2 separate regions of the Homo sapiens genome follow, and region 2 is linked to region 1. The links are chromatin loops, found by intact Hi-C in ENCODE. Cell type or tissue: PC-3. All regions are shown on one strand. Links, peaks and the distances in the headings refer to the core of each region. The heading gives the core; the rest is flanking DNA.

What was found. Hi-C counts contacts between places; a loop is a spot of excess contacts. Peaks named below come from ENCODE experiments on the same cell type or tissue, not always from the same donor. Only the 100,000 strongest peaks of a DNase experiment are listed, where the experiment ranks them.
Region 2: a loop joins it to region 1, with 2.6 times the contacts of the local background. A loop is called at or near these places in 7 of 110 quality-filtered maps.

Annotation. Positions count from the first base shown.
Region 1 is chr9:5,423,023-5,428,418 of GRCh38, forward strand. All of the region lies in intron 3 of PLGRKT (plasminogen receptor with a C-terminal lysine), which reads right to left. Among named protein-coding and RNA genes, the nearest start is that of PLGRKT, 12 kb to the right of the region's middle. In PC-3, for the core only: a CTCF peak has its summit at 2,207 (motif pointing left); no DNase peak of the experiment used is centred there.
Region 2 is chr9:5,266,419-5,271,814 of GRCh38, forward strand. No RefSeq gene overlaps it. Among named protein-coding and RNA genes, the nearest start is that of RLN2, 36 kb to the right of the region's middle. RefSeq lists an enhancer at 2,665-3,200. In PC-3, for the core only: no CTCF peak of the experiment used is centred there; a DNase peak (open chromatin) is centred at 2,923.

The sequences.
Region 1 (5,396 bases), core at 297-5,296:
AATTTACCTAAATATAAAGTTTTGGGGTTTTTCTCTCAAAATTCTGAAGATATGGCTCCATAGTCTGCTGGCACTTAGAAAACATTTGAAGCCAGACCAATTTTGGCTCACAAAACACTCTAGAATTCTCAGTTCCTAACACAATATTGAAAGTGTTTGTTGTCACTATCACACCACTACCCTGTTCAAGAGCCTGAGTTCCTTGAAAGAGGGGATTGTGCTGTTTACCAAAGTATCTCTAGCTCCTAATTCAACTGGCACGTGATAGACACTCCATAAAGTGTACTAAATGTGTAAATGAATGTTGTAATGCCAAAGGAATACCTCCCAGTATGTGTCTGGAAGTATGTTTCTTTTTATAATTATATTTGGAACATACTGTATCTTTTACCTGCATGGTAAGATTTCACAGAAAACTAAGGGAGTCTATATACATTCTTCCTTCATTTTATCCTTACGTACACTCAGGCCTTTACAGACTTGTTTCTTCCCTCATATTCTACTGACATGGTTCCTCCCAGGCACTGACCTTTTTTAAAGGCCTTTGACTTCTCTGCAGCATTTGACACCGTTGAAAACACCTTCTTTCTTCTTGAAACACTCTATGAACAGATTGCCAGGCCCCAGGTACCTCAACTACAGCTCATTAAGAAATTCAGATGGGAAATTTCTTTTTTATTATTTTTCTTTTTTTTTTGAGACAAGGTCTCACTCTGTCACCCAGGTTGTAGTGTAGTGGCATAATCACAGCTCACTGCAACCCTGACCCCCCCAGGCTCAAGCAATCCTCCCACCTCAGACTCCTGAATAGCTGGAACTATAGGCACACATCACATTGCCCAGCTAATATATATGTAATATAGTCTATAATATATATTACATATATTAGATATTATATTACCTGTTATATATTATATATAGTAATATATGTAATATGTATGTGTAATACACAATATATGTAATATGTAATATATATGTATTTATTTCATCTATTATATATGACATATATTGTATATACCATATGCACACATCACATTGCCCAGCTAATATATATGTATAATATATAATATATATTATATATGTAATATAGTCTATATTATAATATATATTACATATATTATATATTACATGTAATAATATATATTATATATAGTAATAGATGTAATATGTATAATACATAATATATGTAATATGTAATATATATGTATTTATATGTGTCATATAGTATATATACACTATATGTCATATATTATATATAATATATATTAGATATTAGCTGGGCAATGTGATGTGTACCTATAGTATTATATATAATATATTATCATTAATAACATATAATACATAATGTAATAATATATAACATATTATAAAACATAATATATTATATATTAACATATAATATATAACATATTATAAAATATATTATATATTATAACATAATATATAACATATTATAAAATATAATATATATTATTAACATATAATATATAACATATAAATATATATTATTAACATATATGTTAATATGTTTATATAATACAATATAATATATATTACTTATTATATTATACAGTAATATAATATATTATTTATTATATTATATTATATTAATATATTTACATTATATATAATATAATTATATATTTTATATATATATATATATATATATACACACAGGGGGGGGAGAGAGGGAGAGACAGAGAGAGAGAGAGAGAAAGAGACAGAGTTTTGTCACGTTGCCCGGGCTGGTCCCAAACTCCTGGGCTTAAGTGATCCTCCTCCCAAGTAGCACGAGCCACCACGCCTGACTCATCTTTCGTGTTGTTTTGTAGAGATGGGGTTTCACCGTATTGACCAGGATTATAGGCGTGAGCTACCCCACCCAGCCTATACATATTAATATTAAATAACTGTATTTTTTGGTTTATAGCTATGCCTCATTTTCTTAACACCAAAGTCTAACAACAGATATAAAGGTCAAAGTCTAGATCTCATGCATTTTTAAAAAACCTTTAGTTTGTTGCTTGAACACAATAAACAACAAATAAACATCTATTTACTGCCCAGCTAATCTTTACATTGACCAAAAGTGCTTTGCCTACATAGCACTGCAGCACAGCATGGACCTATAGAATATGTTCTTCCCTCATTCTCAAAATGCTTTTCCAGCCACTCAGGTGACATAAAATTAGTTTAGGTGTGCCTCCTAGTGGCATTTTAAGGAAGTATTCATTTTTAGAGGAGTTTTTAGATGAGTTTACCACTCATCCACCATCCTAACACAGGCTAGAAAGAAACTGAAGTTTGTTGATAATCTGAAAATATCATTATAACTAGTAGCATGAATCCTCTCCATCACAATTTGAACCAAAGTCGTAAGTTAAAAAAAGAAAACCTTTTGATTTGAGGCCTTTCATAAATTTGGTTAACCAGACTCCAGTGATTGATTTAATTTCGTTTCCTGATTGGCTTACTATTAATTGAAAACTTGCTTGGTTTCTATCTCCATTATAGATTATATTAAATCACTGACAATCACCAATTATAATTATGTAGCATCACAGAAAAAGAAGGGAAAAAATGTTTCTCACCCCAGGCCATTACATTGCATTACAGTCCCCTAGAGAGATTAAAATAACAACTCTGTGAAGGTCTGAGGTGGGACCCAAACATTCAAAAGGCCCTAGATGAATCAAATGTGCAGCCAGGATTGGGAGCCTGACCAGTGGTATAAGAGATGGGGTTGAATCATGAGTGGTCTTTTCCCCCAAAAGAAAAAAACAATAACACAAAATTACTGAGCTGTGATTTATCTTTGTTTTTAATCAAAAAATAAAGAACTAAAAAAACTCCAGTAGGATAAGATTTTATTTATTAGGCTTTACTCTAATAAACGTTTTGCTTTATTTCTTCTATTTATCCTTCTCATGAGGTGCCATTAAATTTAAAAATAGCCAAAAGACTAAATCACAGGCTAAAGATGTTATTTAGACATGGTATTTCAATCAGAATCTTTTTTAAAACTTCATCTTTGAAGACCCTAAAAAGACAACATCTTCTAGCCCAGTAGTCAAGTCCATGCCATTTTCAGGGTCCTTTTCAACCCTAGGGACTTCTGGGACATGAGGTCAATTCCAGCCCAGCCTTAGCTATTTGGGTTCACTCAATACATAGGGAGGAGAACCCCCAGGGAGCTTCAGGAATATTGTCATAACAGAATTCTTAAGCTTAGTGGGAGATTCGCTGGTGTTCATCTTATTATACTCCATAACTTACATTTGATATAAATATACTCTGTGGTATATATCAAATACTTCATACTCTTAAAAAAGGAAAGAACAGCTCAAAACCCTAGAATGATGCTGGAAGTTTAATTCCTTCAAGTGGGACACATTCAAGGAACAAACCAATCTTCCGAAACTATTGTAGATGAGGATGTTTCTCTCTAGGCTGCCCCAGGGAGGATCAGAACTCAAGTATCTCTAGAGTTAGAACACTGGTTCAACCATGTGGGTCTATATTCCCCTGTTCATCCTTTCTTGAAATTAAGAAATAAATAATAAAGTGTATCTTGATCAACAAGAAAAACCTAGTCACCTTAAGCAACATATGTTAGGAGAATCAATCCACCATGGGACAAGTCTTCCTGCACGATCTTGCTGGGTAGGATGAGGTCACAGGCCCTGACTGCTCTTTAGCTGGGCCATTTCCCAGAGTTGTGTTTGCAGTAAGCAACCCTGAGGGATGAGGTACCATCTCCTTCCAGTCAAAGAGCAGACTTGCTCATCACTCATGATGAAAATGATAGAGTCCACAAGCTCAATGTACCTCAGCTATGTCACAAACCCAAAGCATCCATCCCAGCATCCAACGAGGCTCTCCTTCATCTCCTTTATGGGACTTGGAGTGCGTGCCGCTTTCTGTGCTACGAGTAATAAAGTCTTCTGCCAGCATCCATGAAATAATAACAGGCTAATTTATTACAGCAGTCCCCTCTTATCCACAGTTTTATTTTTCACAGTTTGAGTTACCCATGGTCAACCTCAGTCTGAAAATATTAAATGGAAAATTTCAGAAATAAACAATTCATAATTTTTAAATTACCCATCATTCTGAGTAATGTGATAAAATCTCCCACCATTCCTGCTGGGACATGAATCATCCCCTTGTCTAGTGTAGCCAAGCTGTCCACACTACCTGCCTGTTAGTTACCTAATAGCCATCACAGTTATCAGATCAGCTGCCACAATATCACAGTGGCTGGTGTGCAGGTAACCCTTGTTTTACTTAACCATAGCCCCAAAGTAGAAGAGTAGTGATGCTGGCAATTTGGATATACCAAAGAGAAGCAATAAAGTGCTTCCTTTAAGTGAAAGAGTGGAAGTTCTCAATATGAAAAAAAAAATCATATGCCAAGGTTATTAAGATCTACAGTACGATATTTTAAGAAGGAGAGAACATACACAAAACTTTTATTATAGTATACTGTTACAATTACTCTATTTTTATTAGTAATTATTGTTAATCTGTTACTGTGGCTAATTTATAAATTAAACTTTATCATAGGTATGTATGTACTGGGAAAACCATAGTATACATAGGCTTCAGTACAATCCATGGTTTCAGGTATCCACTGGGGATCTTGGACCATATCCCCCACAGATAAGGAAGACTACCGTTGTTTGCAAGTAGCATAAAATCCCAGACACTTTACATGCCCTGATAGTTTTGGTGGCAAATGTGAGATGCTCATAGAAATATTTGACTTTCTGGAAAAGGAGGGACAAGGGCCCTGGTTGGCTGGGTTACAGGACGTGAGAAGATTCCCAGAGATCTGGTAGTAAATGCTCTTGCCTAGATGGTGGTGAGGATGGGAAAGTGGAATAAGGGTTCCTCACTGTCCTATGTGTTAAATGTGGTTGAACAACAAAAGGTAGGGTTGAAACAAGGTGTCCTAATGGTGCTTTGGCTGTGTCATACTCCCTTCTGGGGTGGGAGAAGGGAGGATGTTATCAATGACAATGGGGCAGCAAGCTCCACGATCCAGCCAAAAAACAAGGCGACGTGGCGATGGCTGCTGAATCTAGGGGTCCCCAGAGCTGAAATAAATGGTGTTAACAATGAGGGTAGAGAACTGTGGGTAGACTAAAAGCGTCAGAAACTTGTCTGTTGAGCCCAGTGGCAGAGGTCACTTGAAATAAAGTAAATACAAAGCCTTGCTTACTGGCACTGAGTGGCTCTCTCCCTCCAGTCCCCAATCCTCCCCTGCCTCTCCTCCAACTCCCTCTGCTTTAGGGAAGTATGCTGGGGAACTTCAGGGCAGGGAAGGACTCAAAATTTTATGGCTCTGTTGGACTGGACACGAGTGCCAAAGTCTACTTGGTCTCAGGGAAGGC
Region 2 (5,396 bases), core at 340-5,339, 160 kb before region 1:
ACTGCCTGGGCTAATACTATATCCCCTAGGCAAATCTCACTCTGCTCTGGTCCCATTAAGGGGTGGGGAGTTTGCCCAACTGGAGTCCGTGCAGCTGGGGCCCATGCCACACCTGTTCTCAGTTCTGGCTATAGGGGACCCTCCCCTGCTCTAGACCAAATTGCCAAATCCCCTCCTGAGACTCTCCAAACCAGTGACTGTTGACCCTGCCAGCTGGAAGGTTCTTGTGAATCCCTGTATGAGCTATGTTCAGGAATGGCCTCCTATTGGTGTGCATATCTGTGGGAGAACCTGAAGAGCACACCACAGGGCAATTCCTTCTCACAGTCTCCCAACTGCTCCCAAAGTCATATCCAGGGCCTGGTAGGGTCAAGGACCTCTCTCATGGCCTGGATTTCCTGGCTTCTCAGTGAAAATGGGTATCAAGGACATACTGTCTCCCCATAGCATGCACTGGGGATTCACTCATAGTTTTCTACTGGACCCCACCATGTAGGCTTCTGCTTGCCTTATTTTTCCCAGTATCTGAAGTTTTCTTTCATTTTCTGTTGAACTGACAAGCTCCTTCTTGTACAAAAGTTCACAGTGTGAACCCCTACAAACTATTTTGCTATTTCCAAGTGGGTATAGCAAGCTGGCAAAGCCTGTCTTCTGCCATCTTGGAAAAAAACCTGAAGAATTTCTTGTAATATTTAATTCAAGAAAGGTCTAATAGCAACAAATTCTCTCAGTTTTTGTTATCTGAGAAAGTCTTTATTTCTCCTTCACTTTTGAAAGATAATTCCACAGGTTCCAGAATTCTAGATGCATGGTTTTTTCCTCTCAACACTTTTTATATTTCATTCCACTCTTCTTGCTAGCATGGCTTCTATGGATAAGTTAGATGTAATTCTTTTCTTTCCTCTTCTAGAAGGTAAAGTTTTATCCCCCCACTGGACATTTTCAAAAGTTGTTCTTTATCATTGTTTCTATAATTTAAATATAATGCACCCAGGTGTAGCATTTTTTTCATTTATTTTGCATGTTGCTCTCTGAGTTCCTTGGATCAATGGTTTGGTGTCTAACATTAATTTCGGGGAATTTTTAGTCATTCTTGCTTCAAATATTTCTTCTGCTCCTTTTCTTTTAATTTGTCTTCTAATATTCTTATTAAGCAAAAGTTACACCTTTTACAGTTGTCACATAGTTCCTGGATATTCTGTTCCATTTTTTCAACTTTTTTCTTCTTGCTCTTCAGTCTTTAAAGTTTCTGTAAAGACATACTCAAGCTCACTTTCTTCAGCCATCTTCAGTCTACTGTGAGCCCACCAAAAACAATCTTCATTTCTTTTATAGTGTTTTTAATGCCTGGCATTTCACTCTGGTTTTTTTTCTTAGAACTGCTATCTCTCTGCTTTCATTACCTATCTGTTATGCATGCTGTCTACTTTATTTATTAGCACCTGTAGAATATTAATCAGAGGTACTTCACATTCCCAGTTGTTCACATTCTGAGAAAATGGAGGTGAAATTTTTAAAAATTCCCCATTGTTAATTCCAATTTCTTGTCACACCAGGTTCAATTCTAATGGGTGCTATGTCTCTTCAACTAAGTATTTGCCTTTTAGTATGTCTTATAATTTTCTCTTGATAGGCATAATAAACTTGGTAAAAAGAACTATGGTAATTATTAAGAATTGTTGTAGTAAGATGTGGGGGAATTTGAGACTGGAGTTGGGAAGGTGAACAAGAGCTGAGTAAAAAATTCTAAGAAGGCAAGTGGTGAAAGAACTGGAGCTGGAACCACTGACTCAAGTTGAGTGACAGACTGAAGGTTATAAAAGCCCAGTTGAGCCAGGAAGAGAGAGCAGCATTAGGCCCAGGATAGGCACACACACACAGGTTGGTAGGTGACAACAGCAGTTCCCAGAAAAAGGCTGAAGGTTCAGAGCAAAAGAGTCTAGGCCCAGGAAGCTCAGTCTGTTCTTGTCCAACCTGCTAAGAGTCTGGGTGCTACTGAGCCAGTTAACCATTTAGATCAAAGCCAGCTCAATTAAATGTCTGCCTAAATGGTCATGTAACAACACAATTGTGAGTGGCCTTGAGGTCTTCCGCAGGAAAACTTAATGGAGGATCTTCAATATCCAGGAGAAGCTGGTACTGGGACCTGGAGGACTGTCAGGTGAGAGTTCCTACTCCTGACTAGTTCTGTACTTTCCATTGGTTGCCCTCAAGCTGCTGACCAATCACTGCTCCCAAGGCCCTACTTGAAATCTCATTGACTGCCCACACTCAGTCCTCACTCTGCCATTGCTGGTGCCCAAATGTTTAAACTTTTCCTTTGTAACTTGCTGTTATTGAAAGGATTTCACCTGTATTGAAAGGATTTCACAGTAACTACTTTTAGTAGCTATTAATAGGTCCTTGATCATGAGTAGTTTCAGTAGTCTAAGAAGTTGTGAAAAGCCAGATTAAATTTAAAGTACACAAGTCTTTAAAGTCTTTAATATGTAAACAGCCATTGTTAACATCTAAGAGGATAATATCGCCATTTTCTATTATTATTATTATATTGGTTCACCAAACTAGCATATGTAACACAGCTTTGGACATATTGCATTTAAATATTGCTTCACTTGTTCTATCTGTTTTTAAACTATTTTGAAGCAATTTTTAATATTTGCATTACCAAACCAAACTTGGGTCAGCTTGACTGCCACAGCAAAGGCAAACACACACTCCTAGGCTTATAGAGAGATTAAAAAAAAAAAAAAAACAAACAAAAAGGCATTTATTGCAGAGCAGAAAACGAGGAGAACTGGCAGGTAACATTTAAGACCAAAACTCCCTGATAGCTTACAAGCAAAAGATTGTTAAAGGCTGAGGTAAGGGGGCTCTCTAAAGTGAGTTAGGGCTGAGGAATTTCTGGAATTTCCTCATCTACTTTCGGGTTCCGGTCTGTCTGAGGTTCCATTCTGTTTGAGGTCTATGTGACAGCAATCAGCATTTTTCGTGCAGTGGTAGTCCTTGATTCTGAAAAAAATTCGAGGATATATGTCAAGATGTTACCACTAGGTTATACAGGAAACCAAACATCTTGTGACTCTAATTTACACAAGGTTGATTGTCTAAGTTATTATTACCTTCTTGCTGAGCAGGTTATTTATTCACGTCACCAGTTGCTGGTTGCAAAGGAAGCTAGATGAATGGAATTTCCCTTGAAGGGACCCAAATCTTTCTGTATTCCCATGCTTTGAAGAGGCGATAGGGACCTGGCAGGCCCTTAAGAGGCATTCCTACTCCATCCAATATGCAATCTCCCTCTCACTGTAAGAAAATCTGCCAAATCTCCTTCAGCAATCCACATTTTGATTCACCAACAGTAGGTAAACTAATGGTTTGCAAATGTGCTCTAATGAAAGAAATTCAGTAAGATTGATAATAATAATAAAAGCTAACATTTGATACTTTTTTGCTAAATGTCAAGCATTATGCTAAATGCTTAACATGATTTATCTAACAATTCTTACAACAATGCCACAGAGTACATATTATTGTCCCCATTTTACCAATGAGAGGACTGAGGCACAGTGAGGTGAAGCTAATTTCTTACGGTAACACAGCTAAGTGGTTGAGTAGGAATATAAACCAAGCAGTCTGATTTCACAATTGCCACTCTTCAAAAATTTTATACGCCTTCCTAATCAAATTTATCTATGGAACTCCTTTCCAGCTCACATATTCCTTAAGATGTCATCATTTTATAAAATAGCTTGCTCCTTTCTTTCCATGGACCCTCCAGTAATCCATAGTTGTCTGAATGGTATCTCTGTATAGATGAGTATAGGTCTCTTTAAGAGGTCACCACGAAGTAGAATGACATTATATACATCTGCCTCATGAAAGTGGCAGCCAGGGAGGATTTATTTTAAAGTACTTACTCGTACTAAGAGATACAGTAGCTAGTTGATAACTCATTTGAGTTTACCTATTTTGAACATACTCTGTCTTCACTTTTATCAGAAATAACTGGCTTTTCTTGAGATCCAGTTTTCTATCTATGAATAAAGATTACATGTTTCCTAGCTAATAATTTTCTGTCGCAATTCTGGGTATCTTTCTATCTATCTATATAGTCACACATCTCTTAACTATGGGGAAAATGTCTCCAGGGAACTTCAGAGATATTCAGGGCAGCACCCCCACACCTCCATCACAGGTCTAGAGGCCTAGGATGGAAAAATGGTTTCGTGGGCCAGGCCCAGGGCCCCACTGCTCTGTGCAGCCTTGGGACATGATGCCCTGCATCCCAGCTGCTCCAGCTCCAGCTGTGGCTAAAAGGAGCCAAGGTATAGCTCAGGTCACTTCTTCCGAGGGTGCAAGCCCCAAGCCTTGAGAGCTTCCACAGGTGTTGGGCCTGCAGGTGTGCAGAGTGTGATAGATGAGGTTTGGGAACCTCCACCTAGATTTCAGAGAATGTATGAAAACACCTGGATTTTCAGGCAGAAGTAGGTTGTAGGGACAGAGCCCTCATGGAGAACCTCTACTAGGAACTGCAGAGGGGAAACGTAGGGTTGAAGCCTCCACACAGAATCCCCACTAGGACACTGTCTAGTGCAGCTGTGAGAAGAGGACCACCTTTCTCCAGATGCCAGAATGGTAGATCCATCAACAGTTTGCACCATAGGCCTGGAAAAGCTGCAGGCACCCAACACCAGCCCATGAAAGCAGCCTCAGGGGCTGTATTCTGCAGAGCCATGGGGGCAGAGCCGCCCAGAGCCTTGGGAGCCCACCTCTTGCATTAGCGTGACCTGGATGTGAGATACGGAGTCAAAGGAGATTATATTGGAGCTTTAAGATTTAATGACTGCCCTACTGGGGTTCATACTTGCTTGGGGCCTGTAGCCCCTTTGTTTCGGCCCATTTCTCTTATTTGGAATGGGAGCATTTACCCAAGGCCTGTACCTGCCTTATATCTTGAAAGCAATTAACTTGTTTTTTTATGTTTACAGGTTCATAGGCAGAAGGGACTTGCCTTGTCTCAGATGAGACTTTGGACTTGGACTTTCGAGTTAGCGCTGGAATGAGTTAAGACTTTGGGGAACTGTTAAGATGGGATAATTGTATTTTGCAATGTGAGAAGGACATGAGATTTGGGAGGGGCCGGGGCAGAATGATGTGGTTTGGCTCTGTGTCCCCCCCTAAATTTCATGTCAAATTGTAATCCCCACACATAAGAGGAGAGATGTCATGGGAGGTGATTGGATCATAGGGTGGATTTCCCTATGCTGTTCTTGTGATAGTGAGTGAGTTCTCATAAGATCTGATGGTTTAAAAGTGTGGCACTTTCCTCCTTGCTCTCTCCTGCTGCCATGTAAGACATGCTTTGCTTTCCTTTCACCCTCTGCCATAATTGT